2 separate regions of the Homo sapiens genome follow, and region 1 is linked to region 2. A link is a loop called in an ENCODE intact Hi-C map of the cell type or tissue named here. Cell type or tissue: heart left ventricle. All regions are shown on one strand. Links, peaks and the distances in the headings refer to the core of each region. The heading gives the core; the rest is flanking DNA. Region 1 overlaps LINC01572 (long intergenic non-protein coding RNA 1572). Region 2 has its middle 36 kb from the start of ZFHX3-AS3.

Region 1 (2,924 bases), core at 277-2,776, 690 kb after region 2:
TAAACTTAAGTCTCATGCCCTGGCAGCATTTATTAACTAACTGAAATCTGCAAGTATTTCTTTTATGGAGAATGATAGGCAACCTATACTGGACAATTGAACTTAAAGAATAATGATTGGGTAATTATAGTGTTGAAAAGGATTTGAAGTTATAAGAAATCGGGAATTAATATAATAAGTATCAGAATCAAGAGACTAATAAGAAGGATGTATATATGCCAAAGCTCAACTAGACTGGTTATTAGAGTTTTAGGTGCTAGTTTGGAGTGGAGTATTGGAGGGACATGATTTTTGTTAGATTTTTAGTGATGAAATAAGTAGGGGAGAATAGAGTAGTTCTAAATGGGCTGGAACTATCTGTTGAAATGAATCTCCTCTGTGCCTTTCTTCTAATTGTAGGAGATGGTTTATTGGAAATCTCAAGTTTGAGCTACTCAGACTCTGTATCCCATCCCTCTAGGGCCAGCTCAGCCCTTCATTCTGTCAAAGCAGATAAAACAGAACAGCTTGCAATTTGCTATAAAGGGGTCCTTGGGATGAAGCATTTTAATGTCCATAAAGAGTAGACAAGACCTTCATTTTTAAAGACTCCCATGGAACATTTCAAACGGCATGAATTTGTCTTGGTGCCCTTTGCCAAAACTAATAGATTTAGGCTGTGGAGTTGTCGGAAAGCTGAGCATTCAGGCCTACTTATCATCCAATAACATTTTACTATATTTTTCTTATTTTAGCCCACATGCCCTAAAACTGACAACATATTGAGTAAATAATACTTACATAAGAAACACTACTAATCTTTAGGCCTATGTCAGTTAAACATAGAAGGAATGCAGAATTACAATAATATTATTTAAAAATAAAAAATCAGGTACAAAGATCTAATTGATTTAACTTGACTTTTTTTTTTTTTTTTTTTAGTTTGTTTACTTGTTTTTAATTTTGCCTCTGTTTATCATTCTGAGGGTGAGCTGCGTTTCTGGTTCAGATAGCTATTCCAATCAAGAGCCCTGAAGAAGAAATGGCACAGAGGGACTGAAGTGTAGTAAAATACAAAGTATGTTATTTTGAATTCTTCTCATGCTCTGAGAACAGGAATATCTTAAGCTTTGATAGAATGGTGCAATTTTATATTTTCCATTTGACTACTTTAAAAGGTTCATTGTCTTTTAATTAAACTACAGGGGGGAAGAGCAGAGATTAAAAGATATAGTACTATAAAGGGGATGGCTTTTAGCTACATGAGTGAAGACACCACAATAAAGCAAGATGGAGTGCAGCAACAAGTTTTGTGCCTTGAAGCCTCCTCTTGTCTGACTGTGGCGGTAATTTGGAGTTAATTTGTGCAGCTTCTCAATAAAAGACTTTGTGTTTTCTATTCTTTGATTCTTCATAGCATCTCTTCCCAGCTGTTCTTTTATCTTTCCTTTTATGTGGCCCAGTGCAGCTTATCCAACTAGATGTGATAAGGAGGCAAACCATTTTAGGTAAGAAGCTTGGACCAGGCTCAGTACATGAATATTTTCTATTTATCACCTGCTTTTTATTTTCTACAAAATGACTACCTCAAGTAACACCTTCCATGAATCTCCTACTTTCTACTCTCACTGACAAGTAGAGGCCCACTTTTCTCCTGTAGTAATTTTGTAGTTTTAGCATGGGGTGAATGTTTGTGATTCTGTATTTGGCACTATATTACAACTAGTAGTTGTCTTATATTCCTTTGTCTGCATGAAGATTTTTTTTTTCTTTGTGTCTGTTTTTCTCCCCTTGCTTTCTACTCCCCCACATGTCCCCAAGTCCTTCAAGCCAATGAGGCTGTGGTGACACCTTCTGGGCAGTGCTGGGAGTGAATTACAGTCATAAGTTCCATGGTGGTGTTAACATACCAAAGATTGGGTGTACAATACTAAATTTGATTTGCTTCATTAGAAGAATTGATATTTCATTCTACATGTGCTCAGAGTGTCTAGAACTTGTGAAATATCAATGTTATTTCTTAGTAATAAGCAGTGATTTGTAGTTAGTTACATAAAAAGCCAATGGGCCTGTATGCTTAATCAACGTAGGAGTATGGTGCTTGGTTGGGCCTGAAAATAAGTTAACAGAGCAAATATTAATGTTTTCATGTTATTAGATTATCAACACTGTACTTCTGCTTTTTTTTCATGACACAGCAGTATTAGGTTATATGCCAGTGTTTTGTAGCAGTGGGAAAAATGTCCCATAAACAATCTCTGTAGAAGCAATGTCATCCACCTCATCCATCCACTGTCGGAGAGTACAGGATGAAGGTTTCTCCAGGGCTGTTCTTATCTATTCATGTCTCGTGTTAGCTTTAACAGATGTGTAAGGAGTCTTCTATGTGGCCTTTGTTGGAAACTTGCCTTTTTCTGAACAAACTTCATTCCCTCCACCTCTACTTCAAAGCGGATGTAACTCTTTCTTGTATTAAAAGATTTTAAATGATAACTTCTTCACACAGATAGCATGAAACAGTAAATATGCATTTACTATTACCAATTTACTTATTTTTTGTTGACCTCTGCTCGGACCCTAATTATGATAAAAGCTGTAGTTTCTAATGAAATCACTAGATAGTTTTAGCAAAGTTGCCATTACTATATCTCCAAGAAATTGGCTAATATTAAAATACTTATAAAATACCAAACTTTATAAGTTTGGTATTAAATAATTTTAGGGCTCTCAAGAATCTTTTCTCCAAATGTAGAGGCACCAAGCAACAAAGGCGTGACTGGCTGTCAACGTGGCTATAAAACTTCCCAGCTCTATAACATCACCTTAGGGCAATGTCAAATGGAAAAGCACAAGACATTCAACTTAAGGGTGAGGATGACCAATACAGTTGGATATGCAGACTTTAAAATGGCACCACATTCCTTATCTTTGCCTTTTGCATCATC
Region 2 (2,924 bases), core at 197-2,696:
GGAGGTCTAGATATAGGAAAAGGAAACCACAAAGATGTCACCCAAGAACTCATCTAAATGATGGGATTACATTTGCCTTTTGTGCCTCTTTGTTTTACATGCAGTTTCTGGCCTTTGTTTCTCGATAATCAACGAAAGCTAGAGAAGAACCCCAAGCTCTCACTTGAGTCTTAGAAATTCTACCGATTTATTTTGATTTATTACTATTAATCAGAATTATACCTTTCTGCATAAAATAAGCATTTTTTAGTTTATTTTCTTCTTCATAACACTGGTATGTCCAGCAATGGGGTTAAACTTCAAAAAAAAAAAAAAAAAGATACCAGCATGGAAGAGAATAAAGTAACCAATGGTATTCATGCAGTTAAAAGACTTACAGTCTTTGTGATAACGGTGACATGATTCTTCAAACACCAAATAAGGGGCTGGGCATGGTGGCTCACACCTGTAATCTTAACACTTTGGGAGCCTGAGGCGGGCGGATCACTAGGTCAGAAGATGGAGACCATCCTGGCTAACACAGTGAAACCCCACCTCTACTAAAAATACAAAAAATTAGCCGGTCATGGCAGCACGCGCCTGTAGTCCCAGCTACTCAGGAGGCTGAGGCAGGAGAATCACTTGAACCTGGGAGGCAGAGGTTGCAGTGAGCCGAGATCGTGCCACTGCACTCCAGCCTTGGCGACAGAGCAATACTCCATCTCAAAAAAAAAAAAAAAAAAAAAAAAAAAAAAACCACCAAATCAGATACTCTACTTATCTTCTTTTTCTTTACCGACACCCAAGTACATTTGGAACACTGACAAGAAGCATCTTTTATACCTGAAATAAAACAGGGTAATAACCATAAACTGAAAAGCACTGGGATTTGAACCAACGGCCAGCCCATTCCCAGCCCACTTAGTCTATGTCAAGTAAGGTTTGTGATAATGAATGAATGAGTTGTAATCATTGTTTTTTACCCTCAGGCTGTGTCTGCCTATAGTATGTAACATTAGAAATGAAGACATCTATCATGTTTAGTAGAAATACACATGATCAAATCCCAAAAAGAAAATACTTTTCTCTGAAATATCCAGATAAGTCATGGGGAAGTGGTTTAGGTGGTTTGAATTATCCGCTTAGTTGACTTTCCTCACCTCCTTGCATGAGCATATACAATCCAATTGCTTTATGTTTACTCATCATTTGCTACAATGTCTGGAGCAGGGTACTGAGATGAAAAATACAACAGACAACAGACATGGTACTTGGACCAATCACCATATCCACCTTGCTAGCTTGTCCTCTACTTCATGTGCTCATAGTAAATCCTTCCTAGTCACGCTCTCATGCCGTGGATATAGCAATACCCACCTCCTCCAACAATTCATCCATTGATGCCATTATCCATTGTTTATGACATTGTAACCACAGTAATGAATTGATATATCTTGATCTTTGAAATGCTTAGACAGGAGGCCACACATTATAAGAAAACAACAGTGTCAAGACTCAGTTCTATTCAGCAGGGGTTAGAAGTGGATATTGTGCAGAAAAATGCATTAAAGTTGAAGGGGGGGATTGTTTAACATGATGGTTTTAAAGACATAAACAATTATGGTGGGCAATAACTCCTTCCATCAGAAGATGGTAAAGACGCCCTACTTAGGCCAGGGTTGCTGGTGGTGTTCCAAGTCGTGCTACCAACAGGAAACACTAGGGGTCACCATGTCAATACCAGTGTCCCAGCTCCATGGCCCTCCAGAACGCCTACCATCAAGAGTCCTGGGCTCCCTGCTCATCCAAGGAATGCCACTTAGTGCCTTTCATGTGGCATGGGACCATTTGCAGTTATTTCAAGCATGGCTGAAATAGTGAGGTAGAGTCCTCTCAAAACCTCCTTCTGGTGAATGGTATTTTTTAAGTGCCACCTACACGTATGGGTCTATTATTTGGGCTAGATGTCATTATAAGGAGTGGACAGACCAGTCATTCAAATATGGCACATTTTCATTCCATAGCTACATGGGATTCCAACTCAGATGTTCTGCTAAAGCCAGATTCTCTCAAACCAGGAGAACACTTTTTTTTTTTTTCTGGCCAGGATGGACACTACTGTTGAGTGTTAAGCACAAAATTAATGTTTCCCTTGTCCTTTGTTTCTCAACTCTATGTTTTCAAGCCCCAGTTCAGAATTATTTTTCAGAGAAGAAATGTAAGCAGTTGTCTATGATCTACAAATATGGCGTCACTAGGCTGTATCGAAGTCCGTAGCCATCAGGATGGGAAATTGCTAACCCAAGTCCACAGGGAGCTCCCAAGCTCACTGTGATATGATTTCTGCGCACTCCTATTGCAGTCTTGAGGAAAATCTGGCCCTCCCCACCACCCCAAGGAGGAAGCTCTAGATATCCCATTCGGGGTAGAGCTTCTGAAGCTTGGGATTAATTAAAGCAGTTGAAGACCTGTGAAGAGCAATTAAACTGCACCAACCCCCACCCATCCCCCCTCCAAAAAAAAAAAAAAACTATTTCAAGAGAAACAGATGGCACTTGATAATAATGGTAAGATCACAGCCTAGATAAAGTACACTTCTAAGTCAAAATTAATTTTACAGCTTCTGGTGTTTTACACATTCTCTTTGTTTCTGTTTCATTAACTTACTGAGTACCTAATATGTACACGGCATGTGTGTTAGGCAATGAGGGAGATACAAAGATATACACGTATAAAGATGGTAACTAGTGGTTGCTACATTATCTTTCCTCTCTGCACCATTGGTGTAACTGCCTGACCCAAATCCATCTCTTCTGCAACCACCGCTTCTCTCCCACCTGTTCAGTCAGGCCCCTCACTCTCTCTAGCACTTCCTGCCGTTCCTGATTCCCCTTCACCAACCTTTACCTGTCCTATTTTTTTTGCTTTCTAGCCACTTAAATTGG

Evidence for each region. Peaks named below come from ENCODE experiments on the same cell type or tissue, not always from the same donor. Only the 100,000 strongest peaks of a DNase experiment are listed, where the experiment ranks them.
Region 1: a loop joins it to region 2, with 14 times the contacts of the local background. A loop is called at or near these places in 48 of 110 quality-filtered maps.

What each region holds. Positions count from the first base shown.
Region 1 is chr16:72,501,191-72,504,114 of GRCh38, reverse strand. All of the region lies in intron 6 of LINC01572 (long intergenic non-protein coding RNA 1572), which reads left to right. All of the region lies in intron 1 of LOC124903718 (a long non-coding RNA gene), which reads right to left. Among named protein-coding and RNA genes, the nearest start is that of LINC01572, 160 kb to the left of the region's middle. RefSeq lists an enhancer at 1,753-1,822. In heart left ventricle, for the core only: a CTCF peak has its summit at 1,833 (motif pointing left); no DNase peak of the experiment used is centred there.
Region 2 is chr16:73,195,736-73,198,659 of GRCh38, reverse strand. It overlaps a transcript of ZFHX3 not described here. Among named protein-coding and RNA genes, the nearest start is that of ZFHX3-AS3, 36 kb to the left of the region's middle. RefSeq lists an enhancer at 1,494-1,995. In heart left ventricle, for the core only: a CTCF peak has its summit at 1,701 (motif pointing right); a DNase peak (open chromatin) is centred at 1,710.